2 separate regions of the Mus musculus genome follow, and region 1 is linked to region 2. A link is a loop called in an ENCODE intact Hi-C map of the cell type or tissue named here. Cell type or tissue: gastrocnemius. All regions are shown on one strand. Links, peaks and the distances in the headings refer to the core of each region. The heading gives the core; the rest is flanking DNA.

Region 1 (10,220 bases), core at 1,024-9,023, 54 kb before region 2:
CCTGGGGAAGAGGAAAGATTGCAGATCAGTCCTAGATGGACTTCAGATCCCAGAAGCCACAGCAACTCCTTCACAGCCCCCACAGACTCACCATCTCTCCCTTGGGTCCTGCCATGCCCGGGTAGCCCCTGATGCCTTGGGGGCCCTATCAAAAACAAACAAACAAACAAACAAATGACGGTGGAGACAGCTGCGAGGCCCAACTCACTTATGCCTTTTCTGATCCCACCTCTCACGATGCTCCTTTAAAATGGGCAGAGTGTCCCTATCTCCTGCACAGTACAAAGCTGCTCAGATGTAGAGAAGAAACAGAGCATTTAAAGAAACAGTGGCAAGCCTGGACCTTAGCCTGGCCTTCTGGTGGGCAACCTTGGTCCTGTCCTCCTTATTCCTACAGCCAGCCTGTCTTTCAACGGATCCAAGTACCCCAGCCAGACACTGATATCTTTAGAAGTTAGAGGCCAAAGCAGGTGAATGGTTGCATTAAAGGGCTCCCAAGATGATAGGGGGCATGAGAGTGGGGTGCTTCTTACCGGTGGTCCAGGGATGCCTTGCTCTCCAGAGGCACCCACATCTCCCTTGGGACCCTAAGAGCAAGGAAGAGCAGTCAGACTAACAGGCGAACACAAGACAAACAGATATCAACAACCTTTCCAACACAGACAACCAGAAATGGTCAACTAGAAACCACGAAGTCCCACACCACATGAAAAAGGGACTCAATAAGAGACCCAGTGGCCTCCTGCCCCTCAGCACAGGGATCTGCCCCCTTGAACCCATAGGACAGAGGAAGGGATGAAGAAGGAGGCAGATCTCTGTAGGATTGTCTCCCTTTAATCCTTGTCCTCATCCCTGGCCCTTAGTTCTCATACTCACTGGCTTCCCCTGGCGACCAGGATCACCCAGAATCCCCCGTTTGCCTGGATGACCCTAAAAGGAAGAGTGGATTCGTCAGCCCCAGGCTCCCTCCAAGTGCCTGCTCTACCCTCCCTCCCGGGAAAAGCCACCCTTTTACCTTCACTCCTTGCAAACCCTGAGGACCCTTCACACCAGCTGGACAGTTGGTTGGACACTGGAAAGAAAATCCTATAAGGCCTTGAGGTTTCTTGCTGGTCAAGGCCAGCTGAGCAATGCTTCCCCAAACCCCCTCCCGTCTCTCACGGAAAACCCCTGTCAATTTCTCCAGACCCCATTTCTCACCAAGAAATCCGCACTCCCTTCCAAGCCCTGGATGGTTCCTGGTCGGCCCTGAGAGGAGATGTGATAAGGATGAGACCTGACCTGATCCATCCCCACGGCAAGCCACTTCCTCAGGAACATGTAGCCAATTCAAGAGAGTTGAAGACACTTACTGGTTTCCCAGGGGGCCCTGGGGGCCCTGATGGTCCCTCTGGTCCTGGATCCCCCTGGAGGCAAGAAGAGCCCAAATTTCATCCTGCTGGGACCTCGTTTGTCCTTTCTCTCCCCCCCCCCCGTCCCACTTCCTAGCACTGTCCCATCCACACCACTCTTTAGGGCACCCCCAGAAAGCTGCCACAGTAAGGAGATCCAGGAAACTAGCGGGCAGCACCAGCCCTGAGCCTCCCAAGAAGACTTGCCACAATCCCGGGTTCAGCAGGAGAGGTTCTGCCCCAAGCCTGGAAGAGTTCTTCGTGGGCCGGAAACTCCCAGAAAGCCTGACCCAGACTGCCAGCTTAGGTGTGCACGGCAAGGGGCAGAGTTAAAGGGTGACAGAGGCTCACCTTGGGGCCTGGGGTTCCAATCTCACCAGGGAGGCCAACAGGTCCAGGGGGTCCCTGTGGGGCAAAGAGATGGCTGTCCCAGATGCCTCACAAGGTCAGCCACCTTAGATGGAAAGGTAGGGACAAAAGTTTCTTCACTGTGACTACTTAAACAACTCCCAGCAGACAGAGCTTATGAGGCTGTAAGGACCAGGCTATCCCAGACTCACACTGGCCCACTCTTGACACCAACACAACATGCTGGTCATTTCTCATGATGAGGACTGCCCTCTTTCCCCAGTCTCTGAGTACCCTGCCCCTCAGAACTTACGGGAGGTCCAGCAAAACCAGGGCCCTGTGACGGAGGAAGAGGAAATCAGATTAATGGCTCCCCTCTGCAAGTCCTCCCAACCCCTAGAGGGCCTCTCCACCCCCTTGTGCATGGCACTCACCGGCAGGCCAGGGGGCCCTGGGAGCCCAGGCTGGCCCTGCAGGAGTAATGAGAGAGAAGTCAGCGGCTAGAGCCTTCTAGAATCCATACTTCCCTCTCCTGTAGCTCCTCCAAGCTCTGGCCTTAGTGTGTCGTCAGTGAGCACGCACCTTGACTCCAGGGGTCCCCACGGGACCAGGCTCTCCCTTGGCTCCCATTAAACCCTGGGGAAGAGAGAGATGGTAGGATCATTGAGGTGCAGCCTGCCCTTAATGCACAGGGCAAGGCGAGTCTAGGGGAGTCCTTAGGCTTCCACACCGGATGAAGGCCTGGGGACCATACCTTCCTCGTTCTCTTTCTCTGGTTTACTTAGGAATCCAGGGAGGCAGGCAAAACAATTATTCTTTTTATTTATTTATTTATTTTAAGACAGAGTCTCATTATGTCCAGCCTAGGCTAGCCTTGGATCTTGTTATATGGACCAGGCTGGCCTCAAACTCAAAGAGATCCGTCCTGGGATTAAAAGCATGTGCCACCATGCCTTGCAATTATCCTTTTGTTGTGTTGTTGAGATAGTAGCTCCCAGTTCACTGAGTACCCTAGGGTGACCTTGAACTTCTGACTCCTTCCCACCCACCACCCACCCCACCACCCCCACCCTCGAGTACTGAAATTACAGATGTGCCTAATTGTGATGCTGCCCCACTGCCACAGAGCTCCAGTCTCAAGGCAATTGCCCTCCTTTGAGAGACTAGAAATGAAGACTCAAACACCTGCAGGCTCAGCCTCACTCCTCATAGTTGGAGTCTAGGTACTCAGACAAGAGTCTGGACTGGTGAGGTGCTCTCGTGTCTGCTCTTCGTAACTCCAGAAAGCCTTCATCATTTTCTCATTTGCAAATAAATGAACACACCCACCTCTCTGGGCCACTGGGAAAGAGGCAGTGAGCTTTACAATCTCAGTGGGGTGTGGGTGAGGAGTACTCCCATTAATTAACCAGTCCCACCTCCCTAAAACTGTCCTCAGGAATGTGTGGCTTTGAGGTCCCTGGGGACCCTGTAATGGTGCCCCCCCCCCAGCTGTGCCAGAGCTGCAGATGGAAAAGCAAAGCAATGGGTTTGGGGTGACAGCTGGGGGGTGGGAGGGATGCGGACAGGCCACAGAAAGGCAGTATAATTCCTAGAGGCCAGAAATGTGAGTCTAAGTCTCCACCCACACCTGCAGACAATCCTGGTCCTCGCAGAAAGCAAAGCCTCACTCTGGCTCCTAGCTGCCGGAGATCCAAGGCTTCCAACAGGGTAGATATGAGACAAGAGTGAGGTCACGGTTGTATCAAATGAAGAGGCCTGACTGGCTATAGAGCCGACATCTTGCTACCCTTCTGACCAGAACATGTGTGAACAAAGGCAGAATCAGACTCTTCCCAGCCTGGGGTACTCACATCAATGCCAGGTTTCCCATCTGGACCATCTGGGCCAGGTTTGCCAGGCTCTCCTTTGGATCCCTTGAAATTAGAAGCAGAACAGATGTTAGTCAGAGGAGAGAAAGTAGCGGAACCATCAAAGGTCAAAGAAAAAAAAAAGTACTCACCGGAGGACCAACTTTACCTGGAGGCCCCTTGTCACCCTGCAAGACACAAGCCGTGAGACATGCTTCCCTAAGACATTGTGTGGACAAGCCTGGCTGGGTGGCCCCAAAGAGCTTTCTCCTCTCTCTTTTGTGCTGAAACTTGCACTTTTTAAAAAACAGCTCCCTTTGCTCAAAACAAAATTCAGCTGTACGCAGGCCTTCAGTTCCAGAACTCAGGAGGCTTCTAGAGGTATATATAAGTCTGTAAGTTCAAGGCCAGCCTAGTCTAACAGCAAATTTCAGGACAGCCAGGGTTACATAAAGAGACCTTATCTACATTAAATTAAACTAAATTAAAACAAAACAAAATAAAAGTGCATCAACACTAATCCAGCCAGCTGAGAGGGGCATTTAATCAAGTAGATTCTAGGTATGCTGTGAAGTCCCTGGGTTTCTGGTTAACCGGGAGAAATAAAGCAAATGACAAAAATAAAATAAATAAATAAATAAATAAATAAATAATAAAGCTTTTTAGAGAAATCTGAAAGGGGACTGTGGCTTTCAGTCAGGAAAACCAGAGACTCAGGACAGAGCAAGGATCAAGGGGGCCAACTTGGGGGTAGATTCAAAATGTTCTTAAGAAAGGTCTCTTTTCCGTGTGACAAAGGACCCTTGGTAGGAGCCGGGCAGGGCCGTGGAGTCAGATTTAGCCCCAGAGAGGCCCCCAGGCATTCCGCAGCCTGCAGCAAGAGCCTGGCTGGGGCCCAGCGCCCTGCGTTTGGGGGTGGGGGCACCAGACTGAATAGAAGTCTGTCCAAACCGTAAACATCCAGCCGACCTCCTGGGGGAGCTTCCAGAATGAGGTGGTTAACCCTCAGCACACTGGGAGAGCAGAAGACAAGCCCAGCTGATTCTAAACAGGGGAGCTAAAAGCAAAAGGGAGAGACAGGAGTGTGGTCCCAAGCTGCTCAGCCAGTCTACACGAGGTTCTCCAGCTACCTTAAAGAGGCATGTAGTGTGTCAGGGGACAGCACGAAGAGGAGGAAGAGAGGGAGGGGGATAAGGACACGCTGTGAGCCGAGGCCAACAGCAGAACAGCAGGCCCTTGTTGCTGGGTGGTTTTGACAGACTCCCACATTTCAAGGCTGGTTTGGGGTTTTCTCTGAACAAACAGACTCCTTGTGGTCTCTGCAGGCACCGCCTGCTGGCAACAGGGGGCGCTAAACTTCCAGGCATCCCCACCCCTGCGCTCATAAAGTTCTCCTTTGTGGATAGCCCTGCTTCCTCTCAAGTCTGAAGTTAGATACTCACGTCGATGCCATCTGAACCAGGCACTCCTGGTGGCCCTGGTGGCCCTGGAGGACCCGGCTCCCCTGGTGGACCTCTCTGAAAATACACAAGAGTGCAGCCCTCAGACAGTACGCAGAACTGGGCTCCCAGGGGCTGCTGGAGACCCCGAGAGCAAAGGTGACTAGGGCAGCATCTCCCCAAGGAGATGGTGCTTCATGGGGAGTTTGTTGAGCAGCTACTGTGTGTCAGGCACTGTGTGCCATTATGCTCTGTTACTTTATGAACTACTCAGAACTCGGGGGGGGGTACTATTAGGGGTGACAAGCAGAGGGTGAGGAAACACAAAAAGACTCAAGGCTCGTGATCACTGCAAGTGAATGCTGAAACCGTGATTACACCCTAGGTTGGCTGGCTTCTTCCCCTGGGTCACACGGTCTTTGCACTGTCACGATAGGAAATAGATGAAGACATCATTTGCTCAAATCACAGATGATGTGCAAGATGGCACCTAGCCAACGATGGCCGTTCGAACTATTGCTGTTTTCTAACCAACAACAGGTATAGCGGTGAACTGGCACCTCTCCCTCGTCCCTGGTGCAGGTAAAGAGACCTCAGAGAAGAAGGAAAGCTGGGACTCTTCCCACCCAATCCTCCCTAAGGTAGCGAACCAGCCCCGACTCAGGAAGTCCACGCGTGCCAGATGCTGGCGCCAGGTGCCCTCCCCAGGTTAAGATGTGCCAGGCTGGCGCCTCACAGGCGAACTGTACCCCTACACTAGCACTGCTTGGTGAGCGGGCCCAGCATCCCCATTTGGTCCTAAACCGGGCATCTCTTTCCTAGGGCCCAGCTGTCCCTGCGAAGTGAGGCAGAAGCCCACAGTCAGGAAACGGACATATTGGGGCGACAGGGAAGTCTGGCTGGAGCCTGGGTCCCTTAGGAGACTCCGGGGGCGGAGGCTCCGCTGTCGACTGAATAGCCACCATTGTCTCCGCACCACCTGGGCTCTCTCCACTGCCAGGCCCCCGCGCCATCTCCTGCTCGACGCTGCCTGTCCCAGGCAAGGCCAAGCATCCCGAGGCAAGGTCCCTCTGGTTCCCGGACTAGTCAATCTCCCTTCACCGCGAGCGGTTTGCCGGGTATGCATCACCCCAGCGGCTCTGTCCTCAGCTGCCCCTCAGGCTAGGGACAGACTAGAACAGGTCCTAAAGACTCCAGGATCCTAAACCCAGGCTCTGCACCAGGGACGGCGGAGACAGAGAAGTGACAGGACTTACGATCTGAGCCAGGGCGAGCCACAGCACCTGGAGGAGAACGAACAGGCTGCGGGGCGCGGGCACGGCGGTCATGGCGAACAGCGGGTTCTGGAGCGGGGGTCCAAGCACCGATGGCGGGGGCTGCTTTCGGAGCCTCGGACTGGATCTCCCGAAAACGCAGCTAGACGGGCCGGGGCGGGGACCTGCAGGCCTGTCACCTGAGAGCACTGTGGGGAGGAACTGTCCAGCTCCGCCCGGTCAGGGGCGGATCTTCTGTGCCCACCCTGGGTCTGCATTCTGAGTTTGACCAGACGCCCCAGCTGGGAAGTCCCGGGGGCATCTCGGGGTACGGGACTACTTTCTGTGTGAAGAGCAGAAGTCCATTCGAAGTCCCTTTCCTCCTTGCCTCCAAGATCAAAGCCTTCCTCCTGGCCCTCAGCCCCATCCTTTCCCCGGGCAAGCTTGTCTGGGTCCTTTATCCTCCAGAGCCTCAACCATCTCAGGTTCTGGAGACCTGGCCAGGACTCCACCAACTCCATCTTTTCTAAATTGGCTCAGTCCTCTCCACAAACAATCAGGTCCCTGCCATATTAAAACACACCAACATCTTTCTTGAATCTGCCACCTCGGGAATTCCCCATCTGCCTCTTCTCTCCCCCTCCACCATCAATTCCATTAGAGTTGTCTGTGGCCTCTAAATTTCCCTTTCCTCTCGCCTCCCTGCTTCCATCGACCAGTGCGATCCGAACATCTTCCATCCTTGAGGCATCCTGTTAGCATTTGGATCTGCCCTTGGCAATGCCAGTCCTTCACGTCTTCTCTCCCAAGCATCCACCAGGCATCCACCCCATGTGACCTTGTACAGTTATATCCTTTGAAGACAAGTTTTTATCTATGCGAATGAGTGTTTTGCCCTCAGGTATGACCCTGTCCCATGGGGGACCAGACATCCTTGGAACTGGAGTTGTAGAAAGGTGTAAGCTCCTACGTGGGTGCTGGCAACAACCTGGGTTTTTGCAAGAAGAGCACGAGCTCTTCAGCAGGGAGCCATCTCTCCAGATCCCTACAATTACATATTAAGGAGGAGTACATGTTCTATGAAAAGTGTCCCTTAGACTATCAAACACCACAATGCATAGTCACACAAACTAAAATGGACCTGGGCTATCTAACCGTGTGGAACCACCTGCATGTGTGAGGTCCACTGTCAGCCAAGTGACACGATTGTCTTTCTCCTCAGCGGCACCTGCATGCTGCTGTCTCCTGGACTGGGAGAGACTTCTCCCTCACCCCCTTTCAACTGACCTCCCAAGTTCATGGAAACAGCCACCACTTTATTCAGTAACACCCCAAACCCACCTGTCTGGTCACCTCGGTCCAGAGCCCCTTTCTCCTCTCCTTCTCTTCCACTCACTGGCTAAGGGCAGTGGATCTCATGCAGCCACTAACCACAGTTATGACCACAGACACCTCCATGACATAAATGAAGTCTTAGTTTCCTCCTCTGTAACTGGGAACAACATGGTCCCTATCTTAAAGAATTTGCTTGAAGATTGAAGGAGCTGATGGTGGCAGCTGCTTAATGTGACAGCAGTGCGCTGTGACCCTCAGTATCATTTGCTCTTGGTATCCAACTGGCCTCCAGTATGGAAACTTGACCACAAGCAAATCAAGTGACCTGGCCAAGGAGGAGGCCTGGACAGATGGCTCCACAGATAAAAGCACTCCTTACTTTTGTAGAATTTGGGGATTTGCATCCCACATCAGATGGCTCCCAACTACCTGTACCTCCTGTTCCATAGAATCCAATGCTCTCTTCTGGCTTCCATGGGCAACAGCAAACATGCAGTGAACATATAAGCACATGCACATACACAAAACACATAAACACGTGTAAAAATCACCCTCCACATTTCCTTTTCTTAAGTATGTTATGAAGCCGGGGAGATGGCTCAGTGGTTAAGAGCACCAGCTGCACTTGCAGAGGACCAAGTACCCACATATCAGCCTATAACCATTTCTAACTCTGTTGAGCGCGCCCCCAACTCGCCAGCAAGAACGACGCCACAGCAGGATCCTTCTGCACACGTTTATTCAGTCCTGTTTCTTCTTTCTTTATATCTCCCTTGTTTATATATCTCCCTTGTTTTTACATCTCCCTTGTTTATATCTCCCTTGTTTTTATATCTCCCTTGTTTTTATATCTCCCTTGTTTATATATCTCCCTTGTTTTTATATCTCCCCCGAACCCTGGGCCTCTCACTCCTTTTTATACTCTCTCTCATCCACGCACCGCAGGCCATGCCCCCTCACCAGGCACGCAGCTTCAGCTAATCAGGGCAGCAGGGGCAAATCTCCACCAAATTGGATTCACCTGTATCCTGGTACACCTTCGCAGCACTCAAGATGTTTGTGTCTTATATGAGGAAGTCAGGTGCAAGTCATATGACTTAGCTGCAGTCCCTGGCGCCTTTGGGACTGCCGCCACACCCGCTCCCCACATAACTCCAGTTCCAGGGTTGGATGCCCTCTTCTAATCTATTAGGGCACCAGGTACCCAGGTGAAACACAGACATACATGCAGGCATGGTACATACACATAAAATAAAATAATAATTTTAAATTATGTCACACAAAATAAATAAAATGTTATATACATAAAAAAGAATTGGGCTGGTGAGATGGCTCAGTGGGTAAGAGCACCCGACTGCTCTTCCAAAGGTTCGGAGTTCAAATCCCAGCAACCACATGGTGGCTCACAACCATCCGTAACGGGCGGTGGTGGCGCACGCCTTTAATCCCAGCACTTGGGAAGCAGAGGCAAGTGGATTTCTGAGTTCAAGGCCAGCCTGGTCTACAAAGTGAGTTCCAGGACAGCCAGGGCTACACAGAGAAACCCTGTCTCAAAAAACCAAAAACCAAACAAACAAAAACAACCATCCGTAACGAGATCTGGCTCCCTCTTCTGGAGTGTCTGAAGACAGCTACAGTGTACTTACATATAATAAATACATGAATCTTTAAAAATATTTTTAAAAACTGTTAAAGTTTCAATAAAGTAGTTTATCTTAAAAAAAAAAAGACTCAATAGTTCAAGGCCAGTCTTGAATATGCAGCAATGTTAAAGGTCAATCTAGGAATCATGAGATCCTAACTGCCCTCCTAACCCCCCCCCCCCGCCCCCTGCAAAAAGTTGAAGCATAGTTGCTGACACTTTGAATCCCAGCACTCTCCAGGCAGAAGCAAGGAACCCCTGTGAGTTGCAGGCCAGCCTAGGCTGAATATAGTGAGTTTCAGGCCAGCCAGGGCTACATAGGAGACCTTATCTCAAAATGGAGGAAGAAGAAAAAGAGGAGGAGGAAGATAGTTGATATCATCTCCAGGATGAAAATTCCCAGACCTTGAACTCCTTCTTATGCTCTGCCCACCACAGGAATTTCCCTTCAAATATAAGCCTGACAATGAGAGGCCACAGGGTCAGTCAGGGGCTAGTCCAGAAAGGACTGATGCGACAGGTTTGATACAGCAAATCCACAGGATATGGAAATGTCTTCCATGAGGTCCAGAGAGAAAAGAGAAGAAAGGCAGGTGCCCCCTTTGCATTTTGTCAGATTTAATGCAGGGTTTCTTTTCATTACTTCAAGTTGAAGTTGTACTTACAGGGTTGCTTCCTATTTGAACAGAGATGGAATTTGGTTTGCAGTTTGTCTTAGTCAGGGTTTCCATTGCTGTGCTGAAACACCAAGACCAAAACGCATCTTGGGGACAAAGGGGTTTATTCAACTTACACTTCTACATCATAATCCACTTATTGAAGGCAGTCAGGACAGAAACTCAAGCAGGGCAGGAACCTGGAGGCAGGAGCTGATGCAGAGGTGGTGGAGGATGCTGCTTACTGGCTTGCTCCTCATGGCTTGCTCAGCCTGCTTTCTTAAAGAACTCAGGACCACCAGACCA
Region 2 (10,220 bases), core at 1,056-9,055:
ACAGCCACATCTGGCATTTTTAAAAGCCATTGAATGATAGTCAAGAAGCATGAAGTTAATCTTCTCAGTCTGAATGGAGTAGCTAGGGTATTAGTAAAGCTTAGAGAAGATTAACTAAAGAAGGGAGACGCTGCATGTGTGTAGCACTGTCCCAGAGGCTGTGGGCCCAGATAGAATGGAGGCTGTCTAGTGCAAGCATTCCCTCTATCCTTCCTAACCATTGTGGTGAAGTGTGCTGTTTTCTTTTCACCATGGTGGCTAAAATCTGAACCTGTGAGTCAGAATAAATCATTCCTCCCTAAATTGTTACGTTCTTGACAAACAATGACAATGTCATAGTGACAAGAAAGGGACTAACATAGGAAAGGAGCCCCTCACCTCCACCCCTCCCCAAATTCACCTACAGTGCGGGGAGGGTAGCTCAGTGGTAGAGCCCTGGCCTAGCATGTGTGAGGCTCAAGCTGCAGTTCTCATCACAGGAAAAGAGATCACCTCCAAATTATCTGCTAGAGTTTTAACAGTGGACAGGATGGAAGCTTCACTGTTCGCCTGGTCACTGACTTTACCACACAGGCTCATTCTCTGCCATTCCCGAGAGCTGATCCTAGCCTCTGCCCCTGGTGGGACTTAACCGTTTCTGAATACGCTGCATTTGTTTTCATACAACTTGATTGTTAGAAAGTTCTTTCCAGAGCGTGCTACAACCACCATCTCCTCACGGGTGCAGTTCTCTGGCGCCTCATCAGAGTTAGCCCATCCCTCTCCTGTGACTGCTCTGCATGTTGAAACTACTGTGTCCTTTTACTGATAGGCTGAGTTAAAAGAAAACATTTGATCCCACTTCTCAGAGCTATTTAGTGTGTACTTTGGATACTTTTCCTGGATAGCAATATTAGAATAGATTCTTACACGGTTTTAATACTGAATTTTAAAATTCAATGTATCATAGAAGTAGTTCTCATCTTTATTTTTTTTCTTTCCTTTTTGTTTTTTGAGTAAGGTCAAATGTAGCTCTGATCTTGAACTAAGTAGACCAGGCTGGCCTTGAACTTCCAGAAATCCACTGCCTCAACACTGGGATTAGAAGTGTGCACTACCACACTCAACAGAACAGAACTATTTCTGTATCAAGCAGAGAGCTAAACATTTGATAATTCCTTTATGTAGTCTACCAATATAGTTTGTAGTTTTTAGAAAGCAACACTAAGTCAGGTAAAGTGACTCATAGTGTCAGTACCTGAGGGGCCGACACAGCAGTGCCCTGTGAGGTCTCGGCCAGTTGGGCTAAAGTTTGAGACCCTAGTTTTTTGTTTTGTTTTGTTTTGTTTCTTAATCCTAAATAAAGAAATAGAAAATGTAATAATAAACTTTTTTGAGGAGTGGGGGAGGGAGCCTGGTCTCACTATGTAACCCAGGCTGGCCCTGAATTCAGGTACTGGGATACAGGTATGTGCCAGCACGCCTAACAGTAATGAACAGTTTAACAATTGTATCCTACCTGCTTTTCCCTTGATACATTTATTTATTTTAGAATATTTTAGAATATGAGTATTCTATCTGCATGTATACCAGCATACCAGAAGAGGACATCAGGTCACATTACATTACACATGGTTGTGAGCCACCATGTGGATGCTGGGAATTGAACTCAGGACCTCTGGAAGAGCAGCCAGTGACCTTAACCACTGAGCTATCTCTTCAGCCCTGGATTTATTTACCTTTAAATGTGCTTTAAAAAAAATTCTGCTTCTATACTATGTGCAGGGAGCTATGCTATGCCCTAAGGATGACAGTGAGTGACTTCAACTCTTGTGACACTTATAGTTTGGCAGGAAGAAATGTGGAACAATCACAATCATAAGTACATAACAACAAGCACAGTATAAGTTAGAAAACACAAAGGATCAAGCTCATAGCACTTAAAAAAAAAAAGCCCAAAACACTACTGTTTTAAAGATGTAGGCTGAGATATGCTCAGGTAGAAAGGTGTTGGGGTTTATATACTTCTTTCAGTTGATCTATTTGATATGAGGTTTGTGGATGGAGATGTGGGCTGGAATCGCTGAAGCTGGTGGTTAATAATGCTCTGCTTTTGTGTAGTTGACATTTCCTAAAATAAGATGTAAGATGAAAAGGAAGAGACAGGAGGACTATGAACTAGTGCAGATTTATAACCAAGGAACCCGGGCCTCCCAGCTCTGAGGCAGACACTGCTGCTGAGCTGTACCCAGCACAACAGGCAGAAAACATGTTATGTGAAACAGTGTGATATGTGAACAGTGGTGACTGGTGGTCAGGGAAAGCCTTTGGGCTTTGGCAACAGCAGGTACAAAGCCTTCAGACAGGACAGACTGGTGCCTTGAGGGCATGAGAGAAAGCTGGGTTGAGTCTAGCCATGGGAAGATACACAGGACCTTGGAGGATAGGTAGTTGGTACACACCTCTAATCTCAGGACTCAAGAAGCCAAGGCAAGAGGCTTGTGTTACACAGCAAGTACCAGTCCACCAAGGGCTATATAACAAGATCTGTCTCAAAAATAACAAAACAATAAAAGAGTAATAATAAATTAAAAGGCCCTTGGAGACATGTACAACACATATGCGTGACATTCACACCAGTTTACATTTTTACCTCAATGTAGGAAACTCCATGGAAGACGATAGTCAGAAGTCTGACCTGTACAGACTTGGATTTTAGAGATTATTCTGGGGGCCGATTTGTTATTGGTCTGGTAGTGTAGCTTAGAGATAGAATACTTGTCCAGTCTGTCTGGGGTGCTAGGTTCAATGCCCAGGACTGATAGAAGCTCTGCCTTTGTATCCTTAGTACCTAGGCCTACCTAGGTAGTGCATAATATTGCTAGGAGAATGAGTGCTTGCAGGTGAGAGATGAGACGGTCTAGGTAGACGTAGCTTCTGGAGCAGAGGGTAGTTCATTTGATGGAGTGCTTGCCTAGCAGTCACAGAGGCCTGGGTGTGGTGCATACCACCACATAAAACCTAGGGTGGTAGTATACACATGTGATACCAGCACTTGGGAAGCATCGTTAACTACACAGTGAATTTAAAGCTGTTTGGGGTGACAAAGACACCCTGTCTTTAAAAAACAGAGGGGGACTGGAGAGATGACTTAGTGGTTAGGAGCACTTACTGCTTTTGTAGAGGACTGAGGTTTAGTTCCCAGCACCCACATGGTAGATTACAACCATCCCTAAGATGGGTCCCAGGGAAAAGGGCACCCTCTTCTGGCCTTCACAGGTACCAGGCACACATACAGTATCCCTAAATACATGTAGGCAAAACGCTCATACACATAAAATGAAAATAAATAAATCTTTTTGTTTGTTTGTTTGTTTGCTTGTTTGTTTGAAGACAGGGTTTCTCTGTGTAGCCCTGGCTGTCCTGGAACTCACTCTGTAGACTAGGCTGGCCTCAAACTCAGAAATCCACCTGCCTCTGCCTCCCAAGTGCTGGGATTAAAGGCGTGCGCCACCACCGCCCGGCTAAATAAATCTTTTTTTAAAGAAAGGAAATGGATAGATTCAGGAAGTTTCTGGGTACACCGAATAGGGCTAGACAGAAAATGAAGAGATTCTTGCTTCGCACGTCCCTGTTAACCCTGGTAGCTCTGGTGGGCATGGGGTCAGTGACAAGCTGCAGTGGCTGCAGCAGGTATTCAGGGTTTAGTGCTGTCCAGAGTGGAGTACAAGCTGGACATTGCTTGCATGCTTTCCACCAGCTCTCAGGCATCAGAGTGTGTGTGTGCAGTGTGTATAAGCCCAGATTTTTCCTTACTAGGTGGATATATTTTACACTTGATTTTTTAAAATTGATCAACCAAATCTACCTGCTTTCTTTGTTTTCATGAGTTCTTCATCGCAGAACGACTCCTGTCAGTGTGAAGTAGGCAGTACCTCCAGAACCTGTGCTGTAGCTCCTGTGGCGTGTGCTCCGCAGACTCCTTTTGCGTCCAGAACCGTTGAGAACATTACTTTGCATCACCTCTTTCCAGGCTTAGTTTCAGGATGATGTCTCTGGGAGAGTTGCAGGATCACCAGGTGTAAGCAGATGCTGCAAGGCCTTGCAGCAGTGATGTCAAGCACTGTGGAATCTGAGCATCCCCCATCCAAGCTGGCAGCTTGGACATCTGTGTATGAGTGCTAGCACATGCTGGCACAAGGACAAGGATTGCGTGCAGAGGATCGCAGCCAGGGCGGTTAAGTTATATGCTTTGGACTATTTTGGAGGAAATAAAGTTGTTTAAAATTTTGTGTTTCTTGCATCACTGAATGGTTCCATTCTACTGTAGTAACCATTTTTGTGTATTTTACCATGCATCTCATAAAACACATATAATAAATTTTATTTTAAAATAAAGGGAGTGGAGAAAGCCAGGACTTGGTACAGGCCTATAATCCCACACCTGCAGAAGCAGAGGAGGAGGAATTGCTACAGGTTAGAGGTTAATGACGGCTACATAGTGAGATCTTGTCTCAAAATGGGAAAAAGCACAACAAACAGCACCCCCAACATCCTGAAGTATTGGACAGCGTTGGGGCGACATGCGTGAGTCTGTTTACTGGTCCTTCGGTGGAGATTGATGGGAAGTGTGTCCTGGAATCCTCCTGTATCGTGTTCTTATGTGCAGGCGCTACTTATTGTTGTTCTCTCTGTTTAGGCAATTTGACGTAGGTGTTATAAAACACATTTTATAGATGGAGAAACTGAAGCCTGGGAAGTACAAGTTTCTCAAGGTCATATTGGTAATCACTGATGGAGCCGCAGTCTTTTCTGACTTCACAGACTATACTTTTAATAACTATACCATTTCCCCACATTTTCAGCCATATAAACTAGGGGAACGTGTTGAAGCTTGAGGCCCAAAGTCTAGCGTATTAGGCAAGGGCTTTACTACTGAGCTCCACTCCTAGCCCATAAGTAACTTTTTTTTTCTTCCTTGGTTTCACGGACTCTTATGGGTTGTGTAGTTGGTGACTGTTATAAGTCTAGTTGCTCAAAACTGAAAGAGAACTCAGGTTGAAGGGCTGTGGTTGAGCTTTAGCCTGGAATGCATGAGGTCATTGGTTTAGACTCAGGTTCAGGGAGGTCAGGTGAGGGAGAGAGACCGAGTAAGGTAGAAATGAGAAGTGTCACCATCTCACTGGCGAAGTGTGGGAGGGATGCTGGGAGGGAAGACTGTGGGGGTGGGAGAGGAAGGGAGGCTGTCACCTGGCTGCTTATGAAAAGGTAGTTGCCTGTATTTCTACTCTGGGGTCTTTGCAAGTGTGTAGACTCAGGGCAGGAAGACTTTTAAGACTGTAAGTGTCTGGAGATCCCACAGTGATGCTGGTATCTTAGGTGACTGTAGACTGCTTTCTCTTGACTTAGACCCAGAATGTAGATAGCCTAATCTTCCATAGCTAACTTCTTTCCAAAAATTTTATTAAGTTTGTTTGCTTGCTTATTTATATTTATTCATTGTGTGTGTGTTGTGTTGTTTGTGTGGTGGGGTCCTATTGCATGTGTGGAGACCAGAGGACAGCTTGTGAGAATTCATTCTGTCCTTCTGTGTAGATTCTAGGATTGTATTCAGGTCACCAGCCTCGGTGGCAAGTGCCATGACCTGTGGAGCTATCTCACTGGCCTCATCTTAGCTATCTCGATTTCAAGACTCTCGAATCTAGAACACAGAAAAAATGCCAAAGAAGTATGAAATAATTGATATTTATTTGGTTGATCCCATTAAAAAATGTAAAGATCATAGGGTAGAAACAAAACCAGAAATTCACACCATGAGAAACCTCCTTCACGTTGGTTTGGCTCTTTCCTTTTGCAGCTGTATGACACCCCACTACCAGGAACAAGTATGTGAGGCGTTGTGTGTCTCGGAGTCTGTGGGAGACTGCGCAGTCAGCTAGGGACTAGAGAGATTGAAGATCTTTCAGAAGATAAAAACCTGAACCAGTGAAAATAGCAATAAACTTCCAAGCAGAGAGCACCCCCTGGTGGTGACGAGGAAGACTTGCACCTCCTGTCATTCTGTATTTTGCCATAATGGACTTTACCTGAATCAAAATAGTCTCTTTCTAATAATAATTATGGATTCAGATTTCTAAGAGTTCCCACGAGACTCTAGCATTTGTTTATCAATACTGCTGTCAAATATCTCAGGCTGGGCAACTTTCTTATTCCAAGCACAGGCCTGCTAATCTCTGTAGAAAGCCAGCAGCATTGGCATCACTTCAACCTCTAATTGTGATACTGTGCTGAATCCATGTCATTAGTTTCTGAGGAACGGTGGAGAAGGAACCACGTCAGATTTTTCAGTCAGTCTTGGTAACTGTCATATAAGTCTTTTTCCCCCCATATAAAATTATGAGAAACAGTTTGGAGATTTTGCGGAGGTATTATTAGGGTAAAGAGAACTGTCAGGGGATAGGAGATTCTATACCTTTTTTTAAACTCATGTGTGAGATTTCTCTTTGTACTAATAAGCTTTCAGGTAACTACATTATCTGGCAATTCTGAATCTAGATAATTCTGTAGTTGGGTAAAGTAGGGACATCAGCCCGGCTTAGGGATCTTGTTAGGTTAATGTGGATGCATATTTTATAGGCTGGAGGAAGGAGAGGATACCAGCGTTTTCAGTTTCAGCATGAGCCTGGCTGGCCTGCAATGCATGTATCCTTTTTCCTAGGAAGAAAGCTGAATCCAGGCCCCTCACCTTTACAGCATCTTCCACTGTTGGTGTAAGGTGCCAGGTTAGAGAGACTTAGATGTGGCTTTCCACCACTCTCCTGGGAGTTTTCTTCATACAAGTGACAAAGTACTATGACATGTATTTTAGCACTGATTAGACACTAAAAGCATGTCTTGTGCCTTCACGTTACATAGTTCCATGTATATTAGATGTCTGAAACTGGCAAGTCCTAGGCAGAAAGTAGACCTGTGATTGCCAGGGACTGGGCGCTAAGGGCCGGTGGGGAGCAGGGATACAGAGTACCTACTAGTAGGTTTGGGATTTGAGTGATAAAACTTCTGGATTTAGAGTGGTGATCACCATGCAGCGGTGTGACTGCCCTGGGAACCTCTGTACTGTATACTCAGAGTTTAAGCTGAAAGTCAAATAAATGTTGATCTACAGGAATGAATAAAGTCAGTAAAAAGGGTAATTGCAGTAAAATCTCATTTGGTTTTAGCCAAAATGCTGCTTGATAATCTAAGTAGCACAGACGAGCATTCTCATAATCTGTCCTGTCTCGCTCTCCACAGGGCCGAGATGGGCCTCCTGGAACATCGGGGTGTTCATCTGCATTCGGTGTGCTGGGATCCACAGGAATTTGGGGGTGCATATATCCAGGGTAAAATCAGTGAACCTCGACCAGTGGACTCAAGAACAGATTCAGGTACCAGCACAGCCTTTAGCCAGCTTCTCTTGTACCCATGTAAGAGCAGTTTCAGGTTGAATGCTAAATTGATCATGAAGGTGAAGAAAAAGGAGAAGGAAAACTTAATAGTTGTCAAACACGTTTGTCAAATTCTAATTTTTATTGTATTTATTTACTTATTTGGGACAGGGTCTCACTGGGTGGCCTGGAACTCATAGAGATCTCCTTGCTTTACCCTCTGAGAGCTAGAATTAAGAGCATGTGCCACTGTACCCAGCAAAATTTTATTTTTCTTGTTGTTTTGTGACAAGCAAGCCTCTAACTCTTTCTGTACTTACCTTAGCCTCCCAAGAACTGAGATTATAGGTGTGTTTTTCTATTAGTAAAATTATTATTCTTTTAAGATGGTGGGACCTTTGGCAGTTACCGATACAACACTTGTAGTTTTAGATGTATGTAGGCAGCCATTTAAAACACAAAACCACAAAAAACACTTTCTGAGCTAAGGGTATAGCCCAGTGAGGGAGCGTTCACCTAACCTGTAGGAAGCTTGCTGGTTTTGATCCCCAGTATTAAAAAGAACAAACCAACTTTCAAACCATAGACTACTCATTTTCTTCCTTGTTTAGAGATTGAGCGAGGGCCTCACATACACTAGGCAGAAACTCTAAGCTGTGCCCCTGAGCTATGATTCCAGCTTTAGCATAATGTTATGTTGCTAAAATGCATGTGTAAATCTAGCTTCCTGTCAGCTTGGTGGCCTGGTGGTGATACATAAACTGATGCTACCCAAGAGCCTTTTAGTGTAACTAATTGTTCTTTATTTTCTTTCCTATGTTGAAACCCTTTTTTGAAGGGTTTTTTTCCTCCCTTTTTTTGGTGTGTGTGTATGGGAGAGGGGGAGGGGTATTAAGGAAGGAGGATATAAAGAAAACCACTTGCTAAAGTTAATGGTGGGAATAGGAGGTTTTGTTTCATTTGTGTTGGAAGAGGTCTTATTGTGTTAGAAATGATCTCAGACTGTACTTACAGACCATTATAGCTCTAAAATGGTGAGTGACATATTTTTTTCCTAGTTTCATTTCTATTGCTGTGATAAAATACCTTGACCAAAAGCAACACAAATGAGGAAGGCTCTAGGTTACAATAGGTTACTATTCTGGGTGAGTCCAGGCAGGAATCTGAGTAGTTTGTCCCATCACACAACATGCAGAGGAGGGAGAAGCAAATCCATGCTGCTCTCTGCTGGCTTTCGCCTATCTTAGTGCTGTTCAGAGACTTCTGCCTAGGGAATGGTACTGCCCACAACGGGCTGGGTCTTCCTACATCAATTAACAATCAGGACCCTTCTCCACAGTCATGCCCACAGGTCAGTCAGGTCTACATAACGCCTCAGCTGCCACTCCTTTCCCGGGTGATTCTGCATTGTATCAAGCTGACAACTAAAACTAACCTGCATGGAGGACTATTTAAATGCTAAATGGAAAATACACTTATTCATAACACAACTAAGTAAGTTAGATAAAAGTATAAGTTTAGAAGGGCTGAGGGTATAGCTCAGTGGTATAACAGTTGTTTACCAGGTACAAGGCCCCGAGTTCTAGTATCAGCACTGCCAAAAGAAAAAACTTGTATTAACTTAGAATTTATACTACCTGTTAGTGCTGGTCTTGTAGAAATCTGATGGATAGCAATGTAGCTTGGGTTTTCAAATGAATTATTCCTGAATTATTTGTGTCTTTTAGACACAGCTTTCAATTAGAAACAAAACCAAACCAAACCTGAGGGAATCAGAGGCTATCAAGTCCCAGGGAATTAGATGTCCTTTTCTGGCTGCACAGACCTGTGGAGAGGAAAAAGCTGTGGGGGGGACCAAATGTTGGGAAACAGAACCCACAAGTTTAAGCCTTGCTTGTGTCACTCTCTGAAGCTGACTCTTCATCTGCACAGTGGGAGGACTGGGCTGGATGAGGGCACCTCCTGGACTCACCTCCTGTCTCTTCGTTGTCTTTCATTGCAGTGCATGCAAGAGATGGGGAATGGAAAAGCAAACCGACTCTATGAAGCCTACCTTCCCGAGACCTTTCGGCGACCTCAGATAGACCCGTATCTTTTTGGAGTGATAGCTGAGTGCAGTTTTGATGTTTGGGAAGAGCCAGGAGACCTTCAAGGCCTGAGATAAGACTGTGCCATCTCTGTATGAATTAGCCCAAGACTTTGGTTTTTCTCTCTACTGCAACCAAAACAAAAACGTGCTTATGTGCTGACATTGGGACTAGCACCTAGCATCAAGTAGGAAAAGCTAGGGAATTAGGGCTGCAGTGACTTTACTGTGAGTCCTTCCAAAGAGTGACAGCTCCAATAGTTTGAATCTCTGACACTATTGTTTGACAAGAAGAATGGCTTACTGTGCTCTATTGAACCCTGGCAATTGGCAAAAGTGGCACTGCTTTGTAAATATCTTGTATAAAAGTATTGACTTTGACTGGTTTATCAATATTGCTCTTCCTCCATTCCCTCAGCCCGGGCTGACAGACACAGAGCAAGCCCATTTGAAGGTAGTGTTTCTCAAGGAACTTTGCAGACTACCTTTTTAGGGTTTGATGTTGGTGGGACCTGTTATGAGAAAGAGATGTGTCAGTCAGAGTCTGGCAGCAGAGCCTAAGTTTATTTTTGAGAGACTTTTAGGTGCCTTTGAAGTCTGTTGATCAAGGGCCTTAAAACAGATCATTGATTTCTTTCCCTGCATCAGCCACAGAGGTTAATCCCACTTGCTGTTGTCATTACTCTAAAGGGAAACCAGGAAGTGGTGATTGCCTGCAGTAAGCTTGA

Evidence for each region. Peaks named below come from ENCODE experiments on the same cell type or tissue, not always from the same donor. Only the 100,000 strongest peaks of a DNase experiment are listed, where the experiment ranks them.
Region 1: it touches region 2 in a loop (5-fold over the local background); 18 of 42 quality-filtered maps call a loop at or near these places.

Annotation. Positions count from the first base shown.
Region 1 is chr4:121,035,851-121,046,070 of GRCm38, reverse strand. Col9a2 (collagen, type IX, alpha 2) reads right to left here and starts at 6,505. Exons shown (of 32, transcript NM_007741.2): 1 at 6,285-6,505; 2 at 5,032-5,106; 3 at 3,742-3,777; 4 at 3,593-3,655; 5 at 2,322-2,375; 6 at 2,174-2,209; 7 at 2,053-2,076; 8 at 1,743-1,796; 9 at 1,353-1,406; 10 at 1,201-1,248; 11 at 1,016-1,072; 12 at 877-930; 13 at 534-587; 14 at 92-145; 1 more. The coding sequence starts at 6,356. In gastrocnemius, for the core only: a CTCF peak has its summit at 4,938 (motif pointing right); DNase peaks (open chromatin) are centred at 4,949, 5,661, 6,023, 6,512 and 1 more place; H3K4me3 peaks cover 1,034 bases; H3K27ac peaks cover 313 bases.
Region 2 is chr4:120,982,381-120,992,600 of GRCm38, reverse strand. Smap2 (small ArfGAP 2) reads left to right here. Exons shown (of 10, transcript NM_133716.3): 2 at 7,273-7,406; 3 at 9,409-9,494. Among named protein-coding and RNA genes, the nearest start is that of Mir7015, 14 kb to the right of the region's middle. In gastrocnemius, for the core only: a CTCF peak has its summit at 6,010 (motif pointing left); DNase peaks (open chromatin) are centred at 4,140 and 5,962.